Linked DNA regions of Homo sapiens: region 1 is linked to region 2. The links are chromatin loops, found by intact Hi-C in ENCODE. Cell type or tissue: heart right ventricle. All regions are shown on one strand. Each heading gives the region's core, and the rest is flanking DNA. Links, peaks and the distances in the headings are about the cores only.

Region 1 (8,411 bases), core at 3,380-8,379, 50 kb before region 2:
TTCTCATTACGGTCCCACCCCCTCCTCCAGATCGGCCAGGGCTCCAAGAGAAAAGGAAAGTAGAACAGCTGCAGTACAATCTGGAGCTGGCCTTTCATCATCATCTCTGCAAGACTCATCGCCAAAGCATCCTGGCAAAGGTAGGAGCAGTCCCTGGGGTAGAAGAGGCCAGGCCCATCGCTAGCTCTGTAACATCAGAGTTTGCGAGGGCCGGGGTCTGTGGGTACAGAGGAGGGAGTGCGGGAGTACCACTCTCTGTTAGAGAGCTTGCATCAGCAGTGGGAACTAAGGGAATGAACAGCTACTTCCACGTGCATAAAGACTGGAAAGTTAGAGGGCCTGGGATTGGGAGGGACCTCCAGGGAACAATTCAGTTTAATATAGCCAGCACTTACCCAGCACCTGCTTGTACAAGGCACTGTGGAAAGACACAGAGATTTGGTCGCTGCCCCCACCAAGAGATTTTAATCTGGTATGAAGAAGAGATCTGTGTATCACTAACTCTAACATAGAGTAGAATGTGGTATGTGATATAATAATAATGCAATTAACAGAGTGCTTTTGCTGACATGCTTTCTCATCCTCATGGCAACCCAGTCAATAGGACAGGTGTTCAAATCTCCCTGTGTAGCAGCCGGGCACAGTGGCTCACGCCTGTAATCCCAACACTTTGGGAGGCCAAGGCGGGTGGATCACCTGAGGTCAGGAGTTCGAGACCAGCCTGACTAACATGGTGAAACCCCATCTCTACTAAAAATAAAAAAAATTAGCCAGGCATGGTGGCAGGCGCCTGTAGACCCAGCTACTTGGGAGGCTGAGGCAGGATAATCGCTTGAAACCGGGAGGCAGATGTTGCAGTGAGCCAAGATTGTGCCATTGCACTCCAGCCTGGGCAACAAGAGCAAACTCTGTCTCAAAAAAAAAAAAAAAATCTCCTTGTAGCTATCAGGAGACTTCAGTGACTTAAATGCAAGATTGAATCCCAGTGCTCTTTGCGCTCTTTCTATCCCTGTGTCCCCTATGTATAACTATAATAAGTGACACCAGGAAAATGTTATGAGAGTATAAAACAGGGATTAAAAATAATTTGGGGGTAAAAGGAGTGGGTCATAAATACTTCCCAGGGAAGATGACATTTATACTAGGCCATGAATGATGTAAGATTTTAACAGGCATTCATGGGGGTGGGGCAGGCATTCCAGGCTTAGGGAACAATAGGAGCAAAACAAAAAAAATGAAAAAAAATCCTTTTCCTGAGGTTTAACCAAAAAAATGGATGAGATGAGTATGAGAGGCTGGGGATAATTGTTTTATGGGATTTGGGTGTGGGACTAGGGTACAATGAAGACCAAGAACAACAGGAGAAAAATAAGGAGGCAAAATAGTGTGTATGTGGAGAATCACTCATGGTACATCCTCACTAAAGTGTAAAATCAGGAGCTGGGATAGACTGGTGGGGCAGAAGAGCACCAGATGATCAGCCTGAAAATTAGGTCAGGGGCAAATCAGAGAGGACTTTCAATGCCATATAAGCGTTAAAGCTTTATTTCTAGGCCACAGGGAGCTCCAAAGGCTAGAAAAATGACACAATCAGAGCTGTCATTTAGGCAATTTACTTTGGAACCAGTATAAAGGAACCATTTATGTAATTATTCAAGCAGGCCTTTGCTATGTGCCAGGCACAGGGCTGGGTGTTAAGGATACAGCAATGACTTACACGGTCTGTGCTCTCAAGAACTTGAACTTTAATCTGCTACAGGATGGATTTGAAGGAGGAGAGACAGGAATCTGGGAGAGCAATTGGAAAGCACATCCGGTTGGATCTGCTTTCAAAATACATCACCTTCCCTACTATTACCACCACCCTGGCCCCTACCAGCTCTCAGCTTTCACTTGGACTTTAAGAGAGGCCTCCTAACTGAGCCCCTGTTCCACCCTCATCTGCCCTGTAGCAACCACACCTACTCCGCACCCACGGTAGCCCTTTTAAAAATGCAATCTCATCATGCCCTACTCCTGTGGTTTTTTTCTTGTTTTTGTTGTTGTTGTTTGTTTGTTCTGTTTGTTTGTTTTGAGGCAGACTTGCTCTGTCGCCCAGGCTGGAGTGCAGTGGTGTGATCTCGGCTCACTGCAACCTCCACCTCCCAGGTTCAAGCGATTGTCCTGCCTCAGCCTCCTGAGTAGCTTGGATTACAGGGATTACACGCCCGGCTAATTTTTGTATTTTTAGTAGAGACAGGGTTTCACCATGTTGGCCAGGCTGGTCTCGAACTCCTGACCTCAGGTGATCTGCCCACCTTGGCCTCCCAAAGTGTTGGGATTACAGGCGTGAACCACCACACCTGGCCTTGACTCCTGTTCTCAGCCCTCCTGTAGCTGCCTGTGATGCCGAGAATCAAATCTAGAGTCTGCGTCATGGTCAAGTGGCTCATAACATGATCCCTGCCTTCTTTTCTCACTTGATCTTCCACTGCCCCTTCAAACACCCATTGCAGCCACACTTGCTTCCTTGCTATTCCTCGAACACATCAAACCCAGTCGCAGGGCTTTTGTACCTGCTATTGTAGTCACCTGGAGGGTTCTTCCCCCAGTTTTCCAAATGGCTTACCCCATCTCTTCATTCGGGAGAGGTTTTTCCTGACCAGTAACCCCATACAAAAAGCTTTAGTTTTCTTTAAAGAACTTATTATCTGATACACTACATATTTATTTTCTGGGCCCCTCACCAGAATGTAAATTTAATCAAGGTACAGATTATACTTTATTGACTGATATATCTGATATATCACTAGAGGCCATCACAGTGCCTAGCTCAGATCCAGATGTGTTCTCAACAAATATTTGTTGAATGAATGAAGGAAGCTATTGCCATAGCCCAAAAAAGCTCAGAATAAAGCAGTGGTGAGGAAGAGAGAGAATCTAGGAGATATGAAGGGATCACACCCTGCTGCCTGCTTTTCTCTGACTGCCTCTTTCCAAGGAAACTAAGCTGGGGGAGGGAGGCAATGGCAGGCAAGAGACATTTTTAAGCCTCTTGGTTGTAGAGGAGACTGCAAGAGATAAATTGTTCTTTCAGCCTTGCTCCAGTGAGGTCTCCCTGCCTCCGTCTGCTCACTGGTTTCTGTGCCTTTTTCATCTCCCCTTTGGCTGAGTGCTGGCAGCATTGGTTTGCTACTTGCAGTGTTAGGTGCCTGCTTAGAAAGTCTGTTTAGTTCAAAGAGTTATTAAGCATGTGCCATGTGCTAAGCATTATGATAGGTACAGAGGAGACAGGGAAAGAGAGACCTCAGCCAAGGAGCTGAAATCTAGGGTGGGAAGGCAGACAAATTGGACCATTTTCCTGCAATGTAGTAAGTGCTACACAGAGGAAAGCCCAAAAGAAGGGCCCTTAATCCAGATGGGAGGCAGTTAGGGAAATAGTCTTAGGAGAGGTGACACTAGAGGGTAAGGATTAGTAATGGGAAGAGGGGAACAACATGCACAAAGGCAGAGGCATGTGACAGCATACAACAAGAGTCACAGACAATCACTCTTATAAAAGCAGGAAGTGCACATTAGAGTCTTTGACAAGGTTCATTCTAGAAGTATTGGGAACATAAATTGAGGGCTTCACCCAGAAAACATTCACCTGTGCCCCACCCACTCTCACTTCCCTCCAGTGTCCTGAACACACACGTACTTCTACCAGTGGGATTTGGCTGGTGCCAAAGTGCCAAGTACATAAGGGGAAGGCAAGGAGGGTTTGTCCTAGCCCAGGAAGAATGAGCGGACTTCTTTGCTCTGAGGAGAGCTGAAGTATTGACCCTCCCTTCCCCATTAACCCATATCCAGCTGCCACCCAAGGGGAAGCTTCGGAGCCTGTGTAGCCAGCATGTGGAAAGGCTGCAGATCTTCCAGCACCTCCACCCCATCGTGGTCCAAGCCGCTTTCCCTCCACTCTACAAGGAGCTCTTCAGCACTGAAACCGAGTCACCTGTGGGGCTGTCCAAGTGACCTGGAAGAGGGACTCCTTGCCTCTCCCTATGGCCTGCTGGCCCACCTCCCTGGACCCCGTTCCACCCTCACCCTTTTCCTTTCCCATGAACCCTGGAGGGTGGTCCCCACCAGCTCTTTGGAAGTGAGCAGATGCTGCGGCTGGCTTTCTGTCAGCAGGCCGGCCTGGCAGTGGGACAATCGCCAGAGGGTGGGGCTGGCAGAACACCATCTCCAGCCTCAGCTTTGACCTGTCTCATTTCCCATATTCCTTCACACCCAGCTTCTGGAAGGCATGGGGTGGCTGGGATTTAAGGACTTCTGGGGGACCAAGACATCCTCAAGAAAACAGGGGCATCCAGGGCTCCCTGGATGAATAGAATGCAATTCATTCAGAAGCTCAGAAGCTAAGAATAAGCCTTTGAAATACCTCATTGCATTTCCCTTTGGGCTTCGGCTTGGGGAGATGGATCAAGCTCAGAGACTGGCAGTGAGAGCCCAGAAGGACCTGTATAAAATGAATCTGGAGCTTTACATTTTCTGCCTCTGCCTTCCTCCCAGCTCAGCAAGGAAGTATTTGGGCACCCTACCCTTTACCTGGGGTCTAACCAAAAATGGATGGGATGAGGATGAGAGGCTGGAGATAATTGTTTTATGGGATTTGGGTGTGGGACTAGGGTACAATGAAGGCCAAGAGCATCTCAGACATAGAGTTAAAACTCAAACCTCTTATGTGCACTTTAAAGATAGACTTTAGGGGCTGGCACAAATCTGATCAGAGACACATATCCATACACAGGTGAAACACATACAGACTCAACAGCAATCATGCAGTTCCAGAGACACATGAACCTGACACAATCTCTCTTATCCTTGAGGCCACAGCTTGGAGGAGCCTAGAGGCCTCAGGGGAAAGTCCCAATCCTGAGGGACCCTCCCAAACATTTCCATGGTGCTCCAGTCCACTGATCTTGGGTCTGGGGTGATCCAAATACCACCCCAGCTCCAGCTGTCTTCTACCACTAGAAGACCCAAGAGAAGCAGAAGTCGCTCGCACTGGTCAGTCGGAAGGCAAGATCAGATCCTGGAGGACTTTCCTGGCCTGCCCGCCAGCCCTGCTCTTGTTGTGGAGAAGGAAGCAGATGTGATCACATCACCCCGTCATTGGGCACCGCTGACTCCAGCATGGAGGACACCAGGGAGCAGGGCCTGGGCCTGTTTCCCCAGCTGTGATCTTGCCCAGAACCTCTCTTGGCTTCATAAACAGCTGTGAACCCTCCCCTGAGGGATTAACAGCAATGATGGGCAGTCGTGGAGTTGGGGGGGTTGGGGGTGGGATTGTGTCCTCTAAGGGGACGGGTTCATCTGAGTAAACATAAACCCCAACTTGTGCCATTCTTTATAAAATGATTTTAAAGGCAAGAAGTGTGTGTGTCAGAGGGTGGGGGAGATTCTTAAATTAGATTACCTGCATGCCTGCTCTCCAGTCTCATTCCTGGGTCAAGACTCAGGTTTCCAGCTCAGCAATCCATCAGCATTATACAGATCCAACCCACCCTCACCCGACCCCTGCAGTTTCTCCCCAGGTGGAGCAGTCCCTCAGTGAGGACTGTGAACGAATCTTCAGGAACCCCCACTGTAGGAGCCTCAAACTGAGCCCCACGGGAGATGCTCTAGACTGAGAACTTCCCATAAATGATACCCACGGGGAACGTTTAGATTTAGAGGTTGCACAGAATTGCTCCACATCTGGGAGACCAAAAGACAGTCCTCTGGAAGGTGGCTGGCCCAAGCTCCCCAGTGGGGGAATCAGGATGTCAGAGAGATCCTCTAGAACCTGCTGTTCTTGCTATTGCATGACCCCTCCCTGGCACCAGAGCCTCCCTCCTGGCTCCCTCCCCTGTCACTTGCCAGCCTGTAGTGGTGCTTGCTGCAGCCCTCCCTGGTTGCTTTATTTATTTATTTTGCACCAACAGGGTTGCTGCAGACTCATTCTTGCCTGGTTTAAAAAGAGAGAGAGAGAGAGAGGAAAAAAAAAAAGGAGAAATGCTTTCTGGCTCTTTTCTCCACCTCAGTCTTGGCAGCAGCGGCCGCAGCAGCAACAGCAGCAGCAGCAGCGGCAGGCAGCAGCCGGGCAGCCAGGCAGCGGGGGTTGAGGCACACAGGGAAGGTGCAGGGGCCTGAGGTGCAGCTCGAATGGGACAGGGCCCCCAGCGCTGGACAGATGCAGTGCCAAACTTGATGCCACCTTCCAGCTTCTCCGGTAAGTGCCCCCACTCTCTGTCCCAAAGATGCAGCCGCCCTTTTCCATAACATTCTCCGAGACAGGCCAGACTAGGGGCCAGACAGGCCCCTCAAGGCAAGAGGGTTTGGGCCCCCACACTGCTAACAATTAATCCTGGCCCCATGGGACTTTGAGGGGGAAACTCAAATATCCCAAGTACCCCTGGGTGGAAGGGCTCCAAGGAGACCTCCCTTCCATCTCCCCAGTGCTTCCCCTTCCTCTGGAAGGGTTTTTCTCCACAATCGGTGTGGATCTTCCAGAAATCTTTCCCCCAGGAACCCTCTCCCCACACAGTTCCCATTTGTCAGTCAGGTGTGCTTTAAAGAGGATACAGGATACCCAGGTTCAAAAGTGTCTCTGGACTGCCACATAAAGACAAGAAAAAGGCTCCCTACCCTTGAGGGGTGATGCCTTCAAGGGTCATGTCTTGGTGATGTCCCCACCCCACTGAAGGGACAAAAAAGTGGTTCTGACATCTCGCTTCCTGCAAAGTGGCCGGAAGCCGGTCCTGCAGCCATGGAGGTTGGCAAGGGAAATTTGTGATTAAATTAGCCACCTTAGAAATAAAATAGGTTGCTCCAGCTCCCTCAGCCCCTGGCCCAGCGGACTCAGGGGAAACTCACAGGAGCAGGAAGGAAGAAAGCTGGGTTACATGCTTCACTGCACTTTTGCTGAATGCAGAGCGAGGATGGGCAGGAACTGCAGCAGTAGTGATGAAGAGCTAGCTGTCAGGTGGACTTCCCAGAACAAGCCTAGGGAGAACAAGGGAGGCTGGGCCATCTTTCCCGGGAGAGCTCTGGGCATGCCACAGAGACCTGTTAGGTCAGTTTGGGGCGAGAAGAGTCTGCTCTGCAGTCTTTGCCCCACGTTATTCTTTTTCATCCCCAAGCCTCACACCAGTTTTCTGCATCCCTCTGCTCTTTTGGCCTCTTTCTTTAGTTTCCCAACTAGGACAATCCTCTCAAGTGGCTGTAGGATAGCCACTAGAATGATCCTTCTAGGAGGTGGAGAGTGGGAAGGAAAGGGGAAGAAATGACCATCTCTTAAACTGCCTCTCCTAAGTTCCACATGAGAAAAAACAGGGCATGTAGTAGAAAGCTGACCCTGTAGAGCCCAGAGAGCCTGAAGCCCACAAGCCCAAAGGTGATCAGGATTGCCGCTCAGCAGAGACTCAGACGCGCTGTATCCCAGAGAGCATCCATGGGCTTTTGCTCCTATCTCTGTAGCCATCCCTTGCCAATTCCAGTACTTCCTCTGCCTTGGGGTCCCTGTTGACATCTAACAGGATGAGTCAGGGGCCCTCATCACCTAGAGGGCCCCTTCTCCTCTGTCACCTCAGCCATTGTAGTCACCATCTTCCTGAGGGTTCCCGGAACCTGGTACCCAGAAACTGACTATAAGTCTACAGGCTCTGCACACTGTCTGTGCCCAGATACCTGCTGTGCCAGCCAACGGCTCCCTTCCTCCCCATCCTACAGCACTTGGTCAGATGCTGTCTCTCCTCACTTATCTATGCTCCCTGGTCCACAATCTGTCTCTTGGGAATTTCTCAGGCAGCTCAGGCCAAAAGGGACAAGAGCTCTCCCTCAGATCCACACACTGGACCAGAATCCAAACACCATTAAGGAGGGATATGAGGGAAGCCCAAGACTGAAGACCAAGCAACAGAACTCAAAACCTGGGCATCCTTTGGGTCTCTCACACACCCCAACTTCAATTGCAGTAGAGAAGCAGTTGCCCCTGGGCTCTTGCAGGGGATTCCCAGCTTCCCAGTCAAGTGCCTCCTGCATCCTATGCCACAGCTAATGTACAGCTTGGCAGTTGTCCACACAGGCATTTTGGGGAGATTGGATCTTGTTAGTCCAGGGCTCAGGCCCTGGGCCAGGCTGGAAGAGGGCTCAGCATGGGGGTGGAGCTGAGGCCTGCATGTTTCCCAGCCTTGGGTGAGCTAGTCAAGGTGAGGACCTCTCCAGTCAGGACAGGGAACTCTGGGCCAAGGACATGATCTCCCTGAGCCTTAAGCAAAACTATGGGTACATAATGTGAAAGAATAAGCGTGAGCAGAGAGGGACAGAGCAGAGCTTGGGAAGAGCAGGTATCAGGGAGAAGGGACCTGAGATCCTCCTGGATCTCACAGACATCAGGAAACCCCATA
Region 2 (9,174 bases), core at 1,558-6,557:
AAGAAGTTACCTTAATTTTCTAGACCAAGATTAAGATAGGGAGCTAGTCAAAAGGTAACTCTGGAATGGATGAATGGATGTCTTGATGGGAGATAAACGAAAGTAGATAGTTTTTTCCTTTTTCTTTTTCTTTTTTTTTTTTTTTTTTGAGACAGAGTCTTGCTCTGTCACCCAGGCTGGAGTGCAGTGGCATAATCTCAGCTCACTGCACCTCCGCCTCCCTGGTTCAAGTGATTCTCCTGCCTCAGCCTCCCGAGTAGCTGGGACTACAGGCATGTGCCACAGCACCCGGCTAATTTTTTATATTTTTAGTAGAGATGGGGTTTCACCATATTGACCAGGATGGTCTCAAACTCCTGACCTCATGATCCACCCTCCTCGGCCTCCCAAAGTGCTGGGATTACAGGCAGGCATGAGCCACCATGCCTGGCCTGAAAGTAGATAGTTTTCTGTAAGTTCAGAGTTTCATTAGTAGAAAAAAACATTCATTTTCAGGTGGATTGTGCCAAGGTCACTCAAATACAATGTGAGGTCATGCAGTTTAGGGTAGTAAAGATGGGATCATTGACTCCTTTGCTATCCATACCAGACATTGGTTTCTTTCCTATTTGAGCTCACCTACCACTCTGAGTCAGTTAAACACTTTCATCCCATCTCAGCTAATGAGAAAGTCTGTCATCAGTAGTTGCACTGATAACTATAGCCAACTTCATACTTGACAGAGCTCTGTAACTCAAGTGTGGCACTGGCACTATCTGAAATTTAGCATTTCTCCCCTCCCCACCCTTTTCTTTTCTTTTTTTTTTTTTTTTTTGAATGGGAAAATAACATTATTTCACATTAGGGAGTAGGCAGGCATCCAGACTCAGAACTGGAATTGCTTCTTGGTGGCATTGGGGACCATGAGCATGTTGAAGTGTACCATCTTGCTCATGCTGGTGCTTACCCAACCATGATGATGTTGCTGATCTGGACATCCCTGATGCAAGGGGATGGGTGCATGAACATGTTCTTGTGCTTCTTGAAGCAACTGTACTTACACATGTAGTGGAAATAGTCTTGGTGGATGATGTTGATCTTTTGCATCTTTTATCTTGGTCACCATGCCAGACAGGATCCACCCTCAGATGGAGATGTTACCAATAAAGGGCAATCAGTGTAAATATAGGTGCCCTCATAGCCTATTTGGGCATATTGAAGCCCAAACTGATTTTTTTTTTTTTTTTTTTTTTTTTTGAGATGGAGTTTCGCTCTTGTTGCCCAGGCTGGAGTGCAATGGCACGATCTTGGCTCACTGTAATCTCTACCTCCCGGGTTCAAGCGATTCTCCTGCCTCAGCCTCCCAAATAGCTGGGATTACAGGAGCCCACCACCACGCCCGGCTAATTTTTTGTGTATTTTTAGTAGAGACGGGGTCTCACCATGTTGGCCAGGCTGGTGTTGAACTCCTGACCTCAGGTGATCCACCCGCCTCGGCCTTCCAAAGTGCTAGGATTACAGGCATGAGCCACTGCACCCAGCCCCAGACTGATCTTATGGTCCTATAGGAACTTCTCATTGCCAGTATCTCCCAGCAGGACCCTCTTGTTTTGAAAGATGGTTGACTGCTTTTGGTAGGTACACTCAGTCTTGGATTTAACAGAACTTCCTGAAAGGTTTGAGCCTCCATTAACTTGCAGAGACCCCAGTATTTAGGAAGCGCTAATCTAGATTGAAGTAGATGCATACACTTCTGTACCCCAGTTAATCCCTAGTGAGTTGGGGACACCCAGAATTAACCCCCAAACTGAAGCACAGAGTTCTGCCATCCTGGACACGCTCCTGAGGTTTGGGGAGGACCTGCAGCCTCGGCATGAGCCCCAAGCCCACTGAAATTTGCCATTTCAATGATCCCCATTCCTATTGTCCTTGAAATGGTAGGCTAATTAAACACACACAGCATCTCTCAACATGACCATCACGAAACTCTCTGAAATTGAGCAACGAGCACACATTTCACACAGCTAACCTTAAAAAGCATTTAAATACCTGCCATAGGTTGAGTTCTTGGCAAAAACACTCTGTGTTGGAGATTCACATGCAGGAAGTTTATTGGGAGGAGTTATCTGCATCAACACCTATTGGGGAGTAAAGGCAGTAGAATTGGGTAGAGGGAGAAATTGAGCTGATGCAGTCTTAACAAACGCCTCAGTCAATCAGGAGCTCAAACTAGGATGGCTCTGCAGGATGCCCCAGTAGGGTAAGTGGGCTGGACCTTATCTCCCCACTTGACCAGGAAAGGGGTATGATCATGAGTGAGGTGGCTAACTTCAGCCAAAGGCGGTCCCTGGATGAGGCACAGGTGACAGCTGTCAGCATTCTTAGCAGCTTCAGTCCTCAAGGGGAAAATATGGGCAGCACACCACAGTCAACACTGCAGTCCACCCTTTGCACTGCTCAGACTGATTTGTTTCATTAGTTCTGGAATGGTTTCTTCAGGATTCTGATGGATCTCTTTCTGGGGAAACTTAAAAGAGGAAGGTCTGGAACAGGCCACAGCCTCTGCTGCTGTAGCTTGAGTTTGCAACTGGCATTCACCTCCCTTCTCTACTACCTATTGTTGATCTTTCCCCAACCCCCTTGAGGGGGTTGTACCTCTGGTTCACGTGGGTTACCAGATGAGGTACCTGGCCATCATGCCCTTCTCAGACTATGACTGCACTTGTTCATTTATCATCAAAATTGGGCAAGGAGAAACATACTCAAGTGGATGATCTGGGTGCCAGATATATTCTTCCCTGTCCCCACTGTGTAATAGCAGCCCCACCTCCTGATAATGACTCATTTCCTTGCCTTGTTTCTTGGTAGTGATTTGGAGTAATCTAGTGCCTGCCATAGCTTAAAGTTTAGTGAGATTCAGTGTGTTCACTGGTGCAAATATTCCCCTTCTGGGAACCAGGACTTCTAAACCCTTAGAGACCAGAGTTGGGATAGAAGGCACAGTTTCTTCAATTGGGTCACTGGGAGTGATGATAATGCGGGCTGCTCCTACACCCACCCTTTGTTCCCCAGAGCCATATATTTTCCTTAAGGATACACTATTCAATGGCTATTGGTCTCAGGTATGTACTGCATCATGAAGGATGATGCCTTCTCCTTACAGGTTATCATCTCCAATCCGGTGCCTTAGCTGTGCTTTTAACAAGCACTCTATCAGGGAGCAGCTTCTGCATAGTACGGTATGTGATTAAAGCCAATCCTACCATCATGTGCCCAGCATTGTACCTCCTTGCTATCAAGTGGGTCTCTTGGTTTGATGCAATGTTACACAAGATTTCAGGCCAATGGATCAAAATTTTGTAAACCTTTGGATGGTGTTGCTGACCGAGGCTGTGCAGGCAGGAAAGGCAAACCAGTACCCATAATATACATCAGTGCCCCTTCAAAATAGAACACTTCCCCTTCCAAGGTAGCAAGGATACAGTGTAATCAACTTACCACCAAGTGGCTAGACGGTTTCCTTGAGGAATGGTGACATCAGGCTAAGTGTTGGTCTCTGTTGCTGGCAAGCTGGACATTCACTGATGCAGTAGTTAGATCAGACTTGATGAGTCCATGACGTTGAACCCTTGCATTTGCTCCACCATGGCTCCTCCGTTCATTGATCACTTTGCCAGCATTGGGGTGCCAGCAACAAAGCCTGGTTAACATTATTTGGCTAAGTCATTCCATCTGCTTGGTTGGTACCTTTTCTGTGGTGGATGTTATCTGATGGGAATTAACCTGCAATACAAAAATCATCACACTGTATACCCATTCTCGGGTATGTTATGTTCCTTTTCCCCACACTTCCTTGTTTTTAATCTTCCAGTTTGCCTTCCAGGCCCATGAGTCTATATATATTCTTACTTCTGGCAGGTACACAGGCCATCTAAGTGGGGCCATAGTGCAGCCACAGTGTATTTCCAGCCTACTTTCACCTAATGAGACAACCAGTACATTAACCAAGCTCAGCCTTTTTCCTCTTCTGTCATCAGGTCATGAGGGATCTCCGATCCATGTGGCTACAGATGTAAACTGAGAAAGCACCACCAGTGCATCAATAGTGGGTGACAGGGCATCTGGGCACCTGCTTATGTAGCTCACTTTTGCCTTCCAGCCCTGCTTGTTCCCAATTCTACATATGCCACTTTCATTTTATGAAGGATGACCGGTCGACCCACCCAGCCTTATGACTTGTGGGTTTGACAGAACCCAGGTTATAATACATCATGACTTAACGTCCCATAGGTAAGCACATTGTCTCAACTAGTACTCGGTAGCATTCCAGGAGCTATCTTTTGAAAGGTATATAATGCTCTGTTTCAGATGGCATGGCATTGCTCCAGCACTATAGGGGGCTGTGTGTGACTTACTATTGGGATTTATCACGAACAGTATATGATCTTTTCTCACCACTGACACCTCTAATATAATATGGTGTCTTGTGATCCAAGCCGCAGGGCCATTTGTACCACAGTCTTGGCCTGCTACAGAGCTTTTACCTGCTCTGGGACCCACTCAAAGTTGGCAGGCTTTTGTGTCACGTATGATATTTGTGTCAAAGCAACATTTCCAAGTATGGAATATGCTAGCAATAGACCCCAAGACATTTGCAAGGCATTGTGCTTTTTAGTGGTGAGAAATACGAGATGCAAAATTTCTCCTTATCATCTTTGGAGGGAATGTCCTGGTATGCTTCAGACCACTGGACTTTTAAAAACTTCACTGATCTGGCAAGATCCTGAATATTTGTAGGATTCTTGCCCTACTATTTGAAGAAGATTTATCCTACCAAGGCCTCTGATACAGGTATCATTTCAGGTTCATCCTGTACAATTACCATGATGTCATCAGTGCAGTAATGGGATGTCCTATGGAATGTCCTAATGGTCCAGGTCCCTTCAGACTATATTATGACAGAGGCAGGAGAGTTTACATGGTCCAGAGGCAAAACTGGAAATGTATATTATTGCTCATCTCAGTGAAAGCAAGCTTTTATGATCTTCCTTTCTACAAGGATGAAAAAGGGTGCATTGTCCAGATCAATACATACCATGTAGGCTGCGTTAATCTTTTCCAGCAAAGATATCACATTTGGAACAGCAGATAGAATTAGCATTATTTGTTGATTGAGATTGCAGTAATCCATACTCATTCTCCAAGATCTGTCTGGTTTTAGCAGTTGCCAGACTAGTGAATTAAATGGCAATATGATGGGCACCACCACCTCTGCATTCTTTAGGTCTTCAAGCAGGGCACTAATGGAGTAATTTTTATTTATTATATTGGTCTGGAATGGTGGAGGCAGTTCCAGACACTTCATGTTGGCCTTCCTCACTATGATATTTCCTACCTCACAAACCAAAAAACCAACCTGGTGGTTCTGCCAACTGTCAAATATGTCTATTCCAACTGTCCATTAAGGACTCATGAAGTAACTACTAGGTGAGTCTGTAAACCTGGTAGACCTACTGAGAGTCAGAGCTGGAGCTGGAATACAATTATTACCTAGCCTCCACACCCTGCAACTCTAACAGAGGTCCATAATGGAGCTTCCAATCCTAGGGTGTCAATGTCAATGGACTCTATCCAACAGTGCTTTAAATGTTTGCATAGTCCTCTTTCTCTCCTGTGTCTTATGAAAATAAAAGGTCATAAGTCCCTGTGGGTTAGGATTGGGAAAATTACTACCTTATATACTTGTCATGGTGTCTCAGGGTCCTTTCTGCTAGAGACGTAGCCTCTTTAACAAGTTGTTTCCAGCTGAAAAATTGGCCCAAGAAGACTTCCACTTCTCCCAAGAAGGAAGTACAGCTACAGAAATTGCCTTCCCACTATACAACTATGAAACCAGATAAAATTATGAAAGAAATATTTATAGACAATGGAAAGCCAGTAGTGCAGAATTGCCTCAGCTTACTGCCTAGAGGCAGTTTCCTGCACTGCAGAGAGGGGAGCCGCAATAGAGTCAGCAGTCTCATTGAGTGGAGAAAACAGAGATTAGGGTTGGTGGAGAATGTGTTGGCTAGAAATTAAGAGGGAAGGCTGGGCATTGTGGCTCACGTCTGTAATCCCAGCACTTTGGGAGGCCAAGGCAGGCAGATCACCTGAGGAAGAGAGTTCGAGACTGGCCTGACCAACATGGAGAAACCCCATCTCTACTAAAAATACAAAATTAGCTGGGTATGGTGGCGCATGCCTGTAATCTCAGCTACTTGGGAGGTAGAGGCAGGAGAATTGCTTGAACCCAGGAGGCAGAGGTTGCGGTCACCCGAGATTGAGCCATTGCACTCCAGCCTGGGCAACAAGAGCGAAACTCCATCTCAAAAAAAAAAAAAAAAAGAAAAGAAAAAGAAAAAGAAAAAGGAAAGGAAAGGAAAAAAGGGAAAACACTGGAGATGAGGGAATGACACCGAGCGCTTTGGAGATCTGCCAAGAGGTCCCAGACCTTAAAACTTTGGCTGAATACTGATATGTACATTAATGAGGCAAAATTCCACAAGGCAGGGGGTTAAAATCAACAACAACAACAACAGAAAATGAAAGGCCAAACAATTCTCAGAACTTACACAGGATTGGGAATATTTTGTTTGTGTTCCTCACAGCCTATATGAATAGATCCTATAATACATGGGGCATTATATAGAGACTTTAAAAGGACTCAGTAGTGGACACTAGAATAAAGGCTACTCTGGAGCCACCATGCAAAGCTTGAAAACAAGCACTGATGATCGAACTGATACCAAGCATGCCAGAACCAAGTCCAACACTCATTAGAGAAATGCAACAAAACCTATCACTGAACAAAATAAAATTCCCAAGGTTTGACATTCAATTTAATATTATTGTACTGGATGTGGTGGCATGTACCTGTAGTCCCAGCTACTCAGGAGGCTGAGGCAGGAGGATCACTTGAGGCCAGGAGATTGAGGCTGTAATACAGTATGATCACACCCAAGAAGAGCCACTGCACTTTAGCCTGGGCAACACAGTAAGACCCCATCTCTTTAAAAAATGATTATAAAAAGAGATAAGAAAACATTACCCAGAACCAAAAGAAACAGTCCCAGAAATGTCAGAAATGGTGGGATTAGTAGACAGGACATTAAAAGAGATATAAATATGTGGTGTTGTTTTTTTTTTTGGAGATGGAGTTTCGCTCTTGTTGCCCAGGCTGGAGTGCAATGGCGTGATCTCAGCTCACTGCAACCTCCACCTCCCCGGTTCAAGTGATTCTCCTGCCTTAGTCTCCCCAGTGGCTGGGATTACAGGCACCCGCCACCATGCCCAGCTAATTTTTTTTAGTAGAGATGGGGTTTCACCATATTGTCCAGGCTGGTCTCTAACTCCTGACCTCAGATGATCCTCCCACCTCAGCCTCCCAAAGTGCTGGGATTACAGGTGTGAGCCACCGCACCTGGCCTGCATGTTCTTAAGAATTAAATAAAGGAAATGAAAGTAGACCCTTATTTCATACCATATATAAATATCAACTCAAAATGGGGAAAAGACGTATATATAAGACCGGAAACAGTAAAACTACCAGAAGAAAACACAGGGGGAAAGCTCCATGACATTGGTCTGAAAAATGGTTTTTTAGATATGAGCCCAAGAGCACAGGCAACAAAATCAAAAGTAGACAAACAGAATTGCATCAAAATAAAAAGCCTCTGCACAGCAAAGCAAAAAATCAACAGAGTAAAGAGACAACCTACCCAGTGGGAGAAAATATCTACAAACCATACATCTGACAAGGGGTTAATATCCAAAATATATAAGGAACTCTAACAACTCAATAGCAAGAAAGCAAACGACCTGATTTTAAAAATGGGCAACGGGCCAGGTGCAGTGGCTCATGCCTGTAATCCCAGCACTTTGGGAGGCCGAGGCAGGTGGATCACTTGAAGTCAGGAGTTTGAGACCAGCCTGGCCAACATGGTGAAACCCCGTCTCTACTAAAAATACAAAAATTAGCCGGGCGTGGTGGTGCGTGCCTGTAATCCCAGCTACTGGGGAGGCTGAGGCAGGAGAATCACTTGAACCTGGGAGGCAGAGGTTGCGGTGAGCTGAGATCGTGCCATTGCACTCCAGCCTGGGCAACAAGAGCAAAACTCCATCTCTAAAAAAAAAAAAGAGAAAATAGATTTTATGTGCTCTTACCACACACAAAAAATGATAAGTACAAGAGGTAATACATACGTTAATTAGCTAGGTTTAGCCATTCCACAATGTATGCATATATCAAAACATCATGTTGTACCCTATAAATATATGCAAGTTTTATTTGTCAATTAAAAAAAATAAAAACAGACCAAGTCAGGAGAAAAAGTTAAAAAAAGGAGTTTGTACTATTAACTTCACCAAGGCGTCAGAGGAGACATAGTATTTTAGTTCTGAACTTAAAAATATGTGAAACTAGGGGTTATAGAAATAAATATTTAGCCATTTTCCTAGTTGTCTTTTTGTAAAGGTTAACAGTTTCATACTGAATTAAATTTAAAATGAACATATTTAATCTATTTGTTAAATAATGTAAAGAAAAACAAAAATATAATGAGGAGAGAAATGGAAGGTATTTTTAAAAGACCAAAATGGAACTTCTTGAGATGAAAAATATAATATCTGAAATGGAAAATACACTGGATGGAACTTCTGCCTCTGGGAGGTTGGGGTAATGTACTTTGACCACTCCTAGAACAACCATAAACCCTGGAAATTATTTATTAAACGTAAGAAGACTTTGAAAGGTGGAGAAAAGAAAGCAGACTGGATAGAAACCTCAAGACCCAAGAAACACCACAGTGGTGAGTTCTCCGAGTTTTCCTTTTGCTTCATTTATTCCACACTTGGAGCTGAAGAAACCAGCAACCAGGAAATGTCAATGGGCACAGACCAAAAAGAAAAAGAAAAGCTCCAACAAAAGCCTGTTTCTGCTAGCCAAAGGCAAGGGGCAGTCTGCAAGACAGGAACTTTTAGCCATGCTACAGGGTGCCTAGATTAAACTTTATTCTGGGTGGTCTGTGAGGTGTTTCTGGATGAGATTAGCTTTTGAATCCATGGACTCAGTAAAGCAGATTACTCTCCCCGGTGTGAGTGGACATCATCCAATCTGTTGAGGGCCTGAATAGAACAGAAAGGCAAAGGGAGGACAAA

What was found. A loop is a pair of places that touch in the nucleus more often than their neighbours do. Peaks named below come from ENCODE experiments on the same cell type or tissue, not always from the same donor. Only the 100,000 strongest peaks of a DNase experiment are listed, where the experiment ranks them.
Region 1: it touches region 2 in a loop (1.9-fold over the local background); 20 of 110 quality-filtered maps call a loop at or near these places.

Annotation. Positions count from the first base shown.
Region 1 is chr1:151,803,054-151,811,464 of GRCh38, reverse strand. LINGO4 (leucine rich repeat and Ig domain containing 4) reads left to right here and starts at 6,046. Exons shown (of 2, transcript NM_001004432.4): 1 at 6,046-6,235. It overlaps RORC (RAR related orphan receptor C), which reads left to right. Exons shown (of 11, transcript NM_005060.4): 10 at 31-140; 11 at 3,832-5,394. The coding sequence ends at 3,993. RefSeq lists an enhancer at 2,119-2,619. In heart right ventricle, for the core only: no CTCF peak of the experiment used is centred there; no DNase peak of the experiment used is centred there.
Region 2 is chr1:151,750,130-151,759,303 of GRCh38, reverse strand. It overlaps the pseudogene RPS11P3. Among named protein-coding and RNA genes, the nearest start is that of MRPL9, 8.8 kb to the left of the region's middle. In heart right ventricle, for the core only: no CTCF peak of the experiment used is centred there; no DNase peak of the experiment used is centred there.